Regions from separate parts of the Homo sapiens genome. Here region 2 is linked to region 1. Evidence: read pairs that join two places in POLR2A ChIA-PET (ENCODE). Cell type or tissue: PC-3. All regions are shown on one strand.

The links. Peaks named below come from ENCODE experiments on the same cell type or tissue, not always from the same donor. Only the 100,000 strongest peaks of a DNase experiment are listed, where the experiment ranks them.
Region 2: POLR2A ChIA-PET joins it to region 1 with 6 read pairs; 4 of 35 experiments call an interaction of 5 or more read pairs at or near these places.

What each region holds. Positions count from the first base shown.
Region 1 is chr7:151,725,408-151,730,407 of GRCh38, reverse strand. All of the region lies in intron 3 of PRKAG2 (protein kinase AMP-activated non-catalytic subunit gamma 2), which reads left to right. Among named protein-coding and RNA genes, the nearest start is that of PRKAG2-AS2, 78 kb to the left of the region's middle. RefSeq lists enhancers at 2,389-2,448, 2,920-3,783. In PC-3, no CTCF peak of the experiment used is centred here; a DNase peak (open chromatin) is centred at 2,547; H3K4me3 peaks cover 523 bases.
Region 2 is chr7:151,483,297-151,488,296 of GRCh38, reverse strand. RHEB (Ras homolog, mTORC1 binding) reads left to right here. Exons shown (of 8, transcript NM_005614.4): 3 at 3,493-3,560. Among named protein-coding and RNA genes, the nearest start is that of RHEB, 34 kb to the left of the region's middle. In PC-3, no CTCF peak of the experiment used is centred here; a DNase peak (open chromatin) is centred at 2,726; H3K27ac peaks cover 1,003 bases.

The DNA.
Region 1 (5,000 bases):
GATGTGAGCCACCACACCTGGCCAGAAATTTTCGAAAGAATACAGAAGTAGGGAGAACAGTATAACAGCATCTGTCTTCCAGGGTTAACAATGACAGGTTCTGTCATTCTCACCTGCATCCTCAGGGTCTTTGTGCTGGCCTCTGTTCCCACACTAGGGACAGCAGTGAGTGAGAGATGCATGCACCCTCGGGGCCACACGGCCTGGTGAGAGTGGGTAGATGAATGAGGGGATTTTAATTGTGGTCAGATGTACATAATACAAATTTACCATCTTCACCATTTCACGTATGCATTCCCATTATTGTGTAGGCATTACCACCTGCCATGTCCTCCATCACTCACAGCTGAAACTGTCTCTTCTAAGCCCTAACTCCCCACTCCCCTGACCCCAGCCCCTGGCAAACACCATTCTACTTTCTACGAATGTGATAACTCCAGGGACCTCCTAGAAATAGAATCACGTAGTGTTTGTCCTTTTGCGTCTGCCTTGTTTCGATGGCAAACGTATTTTCATCACCAGGTCAGGTGGTGGTGATGCCGTGGAGGCAGGGCGAGGGGTCGGTTCAGTGGGTGATGGGGAGAGGGCTGTGTGGATGCCTGTGCTCAGACCCTTCCGAGAGCTGGAGAGGCCAGGCCCCAGAAGGGAGCCTGCGGTGTGTTCTAGGGACTCCGAGAGGCCTGCGGGGCTGGACGGCAGCAGGCAGAGCCACAGGAGCCGGTCTCTGGCAGGTAGGAGATGAGGCTGAGGCTGGGCACAGCAGCCAGTGTATGCCCCTCTTGTGGACCGTGGGAGGGCTCTGGATCACACCTGCTTGAGATGAAGGCCCTCGGGGGTCTTGAGCACCGATGGGCTAAGGACTGGCCTGCCCAAGTGGAGTGCGGACAGAGCTGGGGCTGAGCCCACTATTAAGAGCCTATTATGTGCCAGACAGCTGGGGCTGAGGCTGTCCCTCCCCCAACCCCTCTGGCTCCAAGGCCCTCCCCGGCCCCCACCCACCTCTCCTTTTGCCAGTTCCCACCCAAAACCGTCCAGCCCTGGTGCCCATTGTTCTGCTGGATGTGTCCAAACAGAAGACTCCTAGGGGTGCGGCATCCTTGTTTGTGAGGATGGGTCTTTGGGGGGTTTCGGACACTGTAGCCAGTGAGTAGAAGCATTTGGGATGATGGGACAGTGTTCACACAATTTGAGAACTCTCCACTCCCAGCCGTGGATTTGGTGAGGCCCGCCCGCCACCCCCTGTCCGCCCCACTCTCATCCATGCCTGGAAAAGCTCATAACCCATCTGCCTGTTCTCCCTACGTCACTGTCACCAAGCGCTGCCTGGTGGAACCCTGGACAAGTGGCCCAGCTCTCCCAGAGGTGCTGCTCCCCGAGGACTCCCGGAGTCACTCAGCAGGCCAGGCGGCTGTCACCTCACAGGGTGGCAGGGTAGCAAAGCAGCTCTGGTGCGTGTCCTTGGATGTCACGGTCAAGTGCCCCTTTCCCTTTTCTGACCCCATCCCAGTCACCCAGAGCTGCTGCTCTAAGTCAGGAAGACTAAATCCCCAGGAACAGGTGAGCATCGCCTGTGGACGGGGCTGGGCGCTGGTGGGGTGTCAGCGAGGTGCGTGCTCTCCCAGGGGCGCTCATCAGGGCTGTGAGAGGTGAGCTGTCGTGACAGTGGCGTGGCTCTGGGAGCAGCCGCCCTCTGGAGAGCCCGGGTTCCCAGCAGAGAAGCTGAACACTGGACAAACAATTCCAGGACTGCAGCGTCTGAAAGTGTCCGAAGACGAAAGGGAAAGATTTCAGAGCCTGAAGGGGTAAATAATGAAGCAGGGAGAAAGGAGATTCAAAAGGGGGTGTATTTTTAAAATAGTGACTCTGGACGGTGACAGAGAAGCCACCACAGCTTGGTGACCTGGGGTTGGGGCCGCAGCCTGGCTGGGTGCTGGCCAGCCCCTGCTGCTCTGTCACCCCCATCCTGTGAGACAGGACCTCACTCAGGGCTTGTGCGTGGGTCCAGGGAGCCTTGGCACCCAAGGATGGTCACCCGGGGTTCCAATTTCCAGATGAGAGTGAGCACTTGGTACATTCAGAGAGCAAGATGAATTCTGCCCTGCGGTAATAATTTGTCTTTTAGCGATTGAGAAGAAAAAAATAGGCAAAGTCCAGGTGCTCTCAGCGTAAATCAACATGAACGTTCCCTGAGGGCCAAGGCAGTCTCTGGTGCTGCTGTGTGTTCTTGGGGCCCTGGGGACTGCTGGCCTCCGGGTGTCTCATGACAGTGGTGCTGGTTGGGGTGCAAGTCCCCAGGAGGTGGCGTCTCCCCTCCCGGTCAGGCCCGTGGTCAAACACTCTGCTGGGCCTGGAGGGATCCACGGAGGACGGGCCCCCGGAGCTGAGCAGCGCAGTGGCCTCTGGAAAGCAGGCTGCTGGGGGAGTGTCCGGGCGTCCGCCCCAGGGCCCTGAGGCTAAGAGCATGACTGCAGGAGGAGGAAGGTGGGGCTCAAAGCAGACCCAGGAGGAAGTTTTGATGACTCACATCACTAAGATGCTTGGCTGGGCCCCACTTTTGGCTGGAAGAGATGACACATCAGCTAATGCTAGTGAGTTCATCAATGAACAGCACCTGAACGCTGACCCGGCTGCCCTGCGCCTCCCAGGGGATACAGGGCCTGAAGGCCCCTCCTCCCTCCCTCCCTCCCTCCTTCTCGCTCCTGGGCCTGGCCAGCCCTGTTTTGATCACAGAACAGCTAAGGCTGATGGAAAGGGAGTGGCTGCAGTCTGGAGTGACCTCTGAGCAGCTGTGGCCAGTGACCCTGAGGAGGGATGTCCAGTTGGCAGCACAGAAAAAAGGAGCAAACCCCTGCGTCTCCAGGCAGGCACCCGTGCGCCAGCCTGCAGGGTGATCAGCCTCAGTTTCCTAGCCCTTCCAGAGTCCCTGCCCAGGGGCACCCCAGCTCTGGTCTCCTGCTGCCCCAGCCTGCCTTCCTCCCCACGGGGCTCCCGTGGCTGCTGGTGGCTCACCTGGGGTCCTCCCCACCTCGATGGCTGGATGCCTCTGCCCCTGCACTCATTACAGCCTGGAGGGGCGTAGGGCCCTGCCTCCTCCTGGAGGTCCCAGTCCCCCACAGGCAGGTCTGCCTCAAAGCCCACCAACACCAAATACCATTGAGTATCGGTTTTGTTTTGTTTTTTGTTTTTTTTTTTGAGACTGAGTTTTGCTCTCGTTGCCCAGGCTGGAGTGCAATGACGCAATCTTGGCTCACTGTAACCTCCGCCTGCTGGGTTCAAGAGATTCTCCTACCTCAGCTTCCTGAGTAGGTGGGATTACAGGCGCATACCACCATGCCCAGCTAATTTTGTATTTTTAGTAGAGGCGGGGTTTCACTATGTTGGTCAGACTGGTCTTGAATTCCTGACCTCAGGTGATCCGCCCGCCTTGGCCTCCCAAAGCGCTGGGATTACAGGTGTGAGCCACCGCGCCCAGCCAGTATCACCTTTTTGATACTTGACTAACAATGCTGTGCTAACTTCTAAAAATGTTTAAGGCAAAGTTTGCTAAAGTGTAAGCATATGGAGAAGAGCACAGATCATAGATGACGAATTTGCACAAACTGAACACCCTTGTGTAGCCAGCACCCCAGAAGCTCCCCATACTCTCTCCCAGCTACTTCCCCTCAAGATTGGCATCGTCTGGTTTTGAATTTACACGATTTTTTTTTGGTCTGGCTTCTTTCACTTGCACTTTGTGAGATGCAGCCGTGCCTGCGTGCGGCGTTGAAGTTCATCAACTCCATTTCATTGCTGCAGAACCCTCCGCTGTCTGCCCAGACAACGACTCCTGCGTCCGTCCAGTTGTTAATGGACACCGTGGTTTCCAGTCGGGGCTGTGACAGAGTGCTCTCATGGGCACTCTTGTGCGTTGGTGTGCCTTTCTGTTGGACTCGTACTAAGATTACTGGTAGTAGGGTACGCACGCAGCCATAGTAAATAATGTGGCATCAGCTCTGTGTGTGTGTGCGTGTGTGTGTGTGTGTGTGTGTGTGTGTGTCCTGCCTCCCTGGTGATTCTGTAAGCAGGTGCTGTGTCTTCACTTCCCCAGGCTTCCTAACCTGGCGCCCTGCATGCCAGCTCTCTTCTGCCACCATCCGGCTCTGCGCACACGCAGGTGCTTTGCCTCACCTGGTAGTTGAGGCTCAGCATGCATTTCTGCTGAAGCCCTCGGTTCCTCTGATGGGCAGTCCCCAGCGCCCCATGTCCTGAGCTGCTTCCCCACTAGCAGGACTTAGATGCTGCCTGTGAAGGACACACCATGAAGATAGCAGGTGGGACCCCTGTGGAGAGGGAGCACCATCTCTGAGGCTGCCTGCTTCCTCGGGCTCAGCCTTGGGATTTATTCATGACTGGGAACTGTAGCAGGACCTGGTTTGTAACCACCAGCTGTCGCTATAGCAACTCCTTATACCAGCCTCTACACTAAAAATAGATCACCTTCATCCCTAGGATAGAAAAATCAAAGAAAATCAAAGTGGGGGAGGGCCCAACCTGCTCAGCCACCGGGATTTCGAGGTGCAGTGACATAGCTCCTCTCGGCCTCTTTCTTCTCCCACCAGTGGCAGAAAGGGCACAGGCAGGGTGCAGACCAGCCCCTGTGCAGCCCTGGGGGCCCCGGGTGCTGAGGTCTTCCCCACACTTCAAGTCTTATCTGTCTTCTCCTGTCTGGTATGAACTGTCTGTATATAATTGAATACAAATTATAAATAATTGTATTTTTGCCTAGGTTTTATTTGGTTTCTTGATATTAGCTCTTCTGTGGAATGGTAAAGTGCCACCACACCCAGCCTGGCTCTTTTTTTTTTTTTCTTCACTGCGGTAAATATGCATAACATAAAATTTACCAATGTACCCATCTTTAGGTGTACAGCTCAGTAGCATTAAGTACACGCACGTGGCTGTGCAGCCAGCCATCCATCTCCGGAACCCTTTTCATCCTGAAGCACTTAAACTCTGGCCCA
Region 2 (5,000 bases), 240 kb after region 1:
AACAGTAGGGGTGTAGGAGAATAATATTAATAAAACCACATATTTTCTAGTTTGGGGAAATTTTAAAGCAGAAGTACTACTTATGCAAGTGTACTTCATTATCTACTGTAGTGTTAATCTAACAACTCAATACAAACTAAATTGATAGGCTGAAATTAAGCTAGTGGTAGTTTATAACTAAAAAGCAAGCATAGCAGCAATTTCCGACTTCTGCCATCTCAAGGTAGCACTGTTAGTGAATGACAAAGCGCCTTCCAGAAAGTTGGGAGGTTGCACTTAGGTGTTGCAGCATTCTCAAGGCACTGCGTCCTGGGTGTGGACTTCTCAGTAGGGTATGAATGAAGAGCCCTCACCACACTTTAGTAACACAAATCTTGCTTTGTGAACACCAAATTTTGGAAACCTCTATGACCGTGGTTAGTAGCATTTACTAGTAAATAGCTATTAGTCTACTTAGGAGAATTTCAGGGGTTTAGGTTGGAAATGGATTCTCTGGTGATTCAAAGAGGCAGGGAGAAAGGGGCTCAAGGAGAGTGATGTCAGAAGAAAGCCAGCTTTCCACTTTGACATGAGGTTAAAATGAGAGACAGTAGAATTATTTCCGAGTCTATCCTATCTCTTATTATACCTCCCTTTTTTCTATAGTAAAAAACTGGCAGTTTTCCTATGACAGCAAGATGGAAGGTCTTTTTCATTTTACTGCTACAAGTAGGACAAGTTACATTCTTTTTACATGCAAAGATAGATGCAAATGTTTATTTTTTTTTTTTTCTTTTATACACTATGTACAATGACATCTCAGTCTTCTTGGCCGAATCTTCTGCATTTTTTTGACTTGGCAACATGGGGTGCCCTGGTTCAGGCCTTTCCTCTGCACTTGCTCTCAAGTAATCTTCCCCTCTCTTCAATTTGCTATTGACTCACCAGTGTGTATTCTCAGCCGCAACCTCTCCCCCCAGCTCTGGGCTTTATTTTATAATTTATTTTATTCTACATGACAAGGTCTTTCACTCTGTCCTTCAGGCAGGAGTGCAGTGGCATGATCATAGCTCACTGTAACCTTGAATACCTGGGCTTAAAATGATCTTTCCTCAGCCTCACAAGTAGCTAGGACTACAGGCGTGAGCCACCACGCTGGAGCAGTTTTTCCATTTTTGTGGAGATTGGGTCTCCCTGTGTTGCCCAGGGTGGTCTTGAACTCCAGGCCTCAAGCAGTCCTCCTGCCTGGGCCTCCCAAAGTGGGATTACAGGCATAAGCCACTACATCCTGGGCTTTTTTATTTAACTGCCTGCATTTCCCCTTGGTATTTAATAGGCATCCCAAAACATCCCTAAAACCCAACTCATTTCCCTTCCTCTCCTATCCCTAGTATTCTTCCCCTAGTCTTTCCTGTAAGTGGCAACTTACAGAAGCTTTGGAGTCATCCTGACTCTTCATTTTCTTACATCCCACTTCCAGTCAATCAGAAAATCCTTTTGGTTCTGCCTCTGAAATATTTCCAGAATATCTCCACCTCTAATCCAGGCCAGTGTCACCCTCTATAGATTGTGATAGTCTGTACAGTCATGTGGTCACTGTATCATGGGCTCCTGCCTAATATCCCTGGGACCATTTTTGTTACTTACAGCGTAGCCAGAGTGATCTTTCCTTGGTTTCTCCTCACATTCAGAGTAAAAATCCCAAGTTCTGTAGGACCTTCTGCCTCCTGTCCATCCTAGTTAGCTATCTACCGTTCTCTCTGAGCTTTAGCTGCATTGACTTTTTTGCTTTTTTCACTTGCTGTTTAACCTCTGCCTGGGTGTTCCACTCCCAGGGAAGATACCCGACAGGGTGGGAGGGTACATGTGTGTGTCTATACCTTCTTTCCTTCCCTGGGATCTAAGCTCACTGAGTATCAGAGACTACAGCATCCCAAGCACCCACAACAGTGCTACTGGTGATAATAGGCACTCAAGAAATTGTTCTTGAATGAATGAATGAATGAATGATGTTTCCTTTCAGTAACCTTGTCATCATAATTATACTTGATAACTGCAGTTACTTAGTTCTAATTGAAGGTCACTGGTTTTATTGCTCACCAGTGTTTCTTACATACTTCTCATCAAATCTGAAATACACTTCAATCTCACGTGACTGAAGGTTTTCACACAGCTATGTAGTGACTGCACCCTGGCTGACAAGGACTGAAACCTCCAGCGGTGCAGGATGCATCCCAAGTTCAGAGAGAATAAGGTGTAAAAACAAATCTGAATTCTTTCTTAGAATTGATGAAATAGGTTATATTGGGTATCCCCCCAGCTTGAAATATTCCGATTCAGTTTCCATCTGATTTAACTGTTTCCTAAAAGTGATAACTTCCGGAACAGGTACAAGCATAATATAGTGTGGCCATTGATTTCATGCTGTGGTCTGTTATCTTTACTCACCTGACTTTTGGCCCCCCTGCTTGTATTAGAAAAGTGTGACGCTAATATGGTTCTCTGTGATGATTGCTTGTCTTTCAGCCATCATTTCTTTCCCTGTGGAACTCATATAACTCAGATAAGATCTCTGATCAATCCTCCTTATTACTTAGAGTTTTCTCACATAATTTCCATTTGTCTGTGTCAGCTTTGCCTTTCTGCTGTGGGTAGAGTGGGACCTCTCTCAGTTGTATGAGGGATAGATTCTGCTGCCTGGCTCTAGTCATATAGGACGGCCAATCAGGAGATTGGAGGACTCATGGTGAGTCAAGATGGCTGGGGCGGGTATGCAAGATAAATCTGTTCCACTTCCTTGTCAGAGTTCCAGGTGGTTATTTTTACATTGTTTCTGTTAGTAGTTCTTTCCTCTTTTGTCTATATTTGTTTGAAGTCTGTCTCCCTCTAATTCTGAATTGACTTTTCCGGAAGTTATTCAAGTCTGATTTTCTTTCCTCCCTTGTCAGGGAAAAGAAGTTGTGACAAATTGCTTGGATCCTTAAGCTTAAGTGGGAAGGATGGCTTCAACACAGAACATCTGTTTCATTGCTGTTTTATCCGTCAGTAAAACTGTTACTTCTTTTATGTACTAAAAGTTCTTAGCACTTAACTAATATTAGCTCTTTGTGCTCTGATGCCAGACTTCCTATAAATTAATGGAAAATTTTTGTGGTTTTGGTTTATTCTAGACCTCAGACTTTACGTAGTATATTTCACTTTTTCACAAGAGGAAGGATTTGCCACACAGCATTCAAATTACTATTATAGGATATGAATTGTTGCGTACTTTGTCTCTTTGAAAAAGAATCAAGGTTTACCAAGCTTGATTTTAGCCAGTCACCGTATTTCCTAGCTAAATAATGGAAGTAGGGGAGAATCTATACAAGTCAGAGAGTTGTTCTTTTTTGTTTCATGGGGCCTTTCTCTGAGACTGCTAGGGACTCTGTGCTTGATTGGTTGTCATTGTTCAAACTTCAGGTGGTTTCGAGTTAATTTTTTTAAACTAATGTTTAATTTCCTTTTTCCCTGTAGCTTTTACAAAGTTGATCACAGTAAATGGACAAGAATATCATCTTCAACTTGTAGACACAGCCGGGCAAGTAAGTGACCTCTGGTATCTCAGAATCTTATACAGCATATCTGACAGTCTTGGTCCTAGCACTGATTTTTAAAAGTACCAGCTATGCCAAGAAAACCCCTCAGGTTGTGTGCAGACAGTCCCTGACTCCCAATGGTTTGGCTTGCAGTGGCTCGACTTAACAATTTCTCATCTTTACGATGGGTCTATTGAGGTATTTGATACATTTTCAACTCATGATATTTTTGGTTTACAGTAGGTTTATCACGATGTAACCCCATCATAAGTCAAGGAGCTTACACAGATAACTAAATGTTAGTATGCTGTCTACTTGGTCTTTTCTAAGACATTTCTGGCAGTTATCTTTTAATAACTTGTTTTTCTGCTTTAGAATTGCTTTAAATATATTAACATTGTAAGGGTTAATACTTATTACAGGATAGTGGTTTTCTATTTTCTAAACTTTAATTCTATATTAGAGAGTCATATTAGTTGCTTTCTTTCTCTTTGTGATATGTGTTCTCCTACATTAGGGCAAAAGTACATCTTTTCTAGAGGAAAGGCATAAGAGGGGCATAGGGCAGAAATTAGCTGATTTAATCTTATGAGGACCTGGGCCATAAAATACCAGTTTGACTGGAGTCCAGGCTCTGGTTTGAGTGTTGGCTTTAGTTTATATAGTAGAGTCTCTGGGTGGGTGGATTTGAGAGTGATTACTAGATTAGGGAGTTTCAATTTATTTGATAGACAGTAGATAATGGCCAAAAGTCAAATAATCCCCCCAGAAAGGATATTCACATGTCGGTTAATGTAGCAGGGATGTGTGGAATGGATCACCAGGGAATTGGCTGGAAGCAAGGGGGAAAGGAGTACATGAAACAAAGAAAAGCCCTTTTGACAGCTTAGCTGCCCCATTACCATGACATCCAGGCCTGCTTTTACTAGAAACTATTCTGTAAGACTGAATTTACCCTTCTTCACTGGAGGGTGAGGAATGTAAAGAAGCTGGGATTTCAGCTCCTAACTCCTGCCCTTGCAACATTTTTTTGAGACAGAGTCTTGCTCTGTCACCCAGGCTGGAAGGCAGTGGTGCTATCCCACTACAACCTGTGCCTCCTGAGTTAAAGCAATTCTCCTGGCACAGCCTCCCAAGTAGCCGGGATTACAGGCACACCACCACACCCGGCTAATTTTGTATTTTTAGTAGAGGCGGGGTTTCGCCATATTGGCCTGGCTGGTCTTGAACTCCTGACCTCAGGTGATTCACCTGCCTCGGCCTCTGAAAGTGCTAGGATGACAGGCATGAGCCACCATGCCTGGCCCGCCCTTGCAACTTATAATCAAAGGATAAGAGTAGCAGGAGGGTGAGTGTAGTGTGATCTGGTTTGCTGTGTTAAATGGGGGCTATTTTTCTGGAATCTGGGGAAATTGGAGTAGACCCAGAATAATATGACCTGTCCTG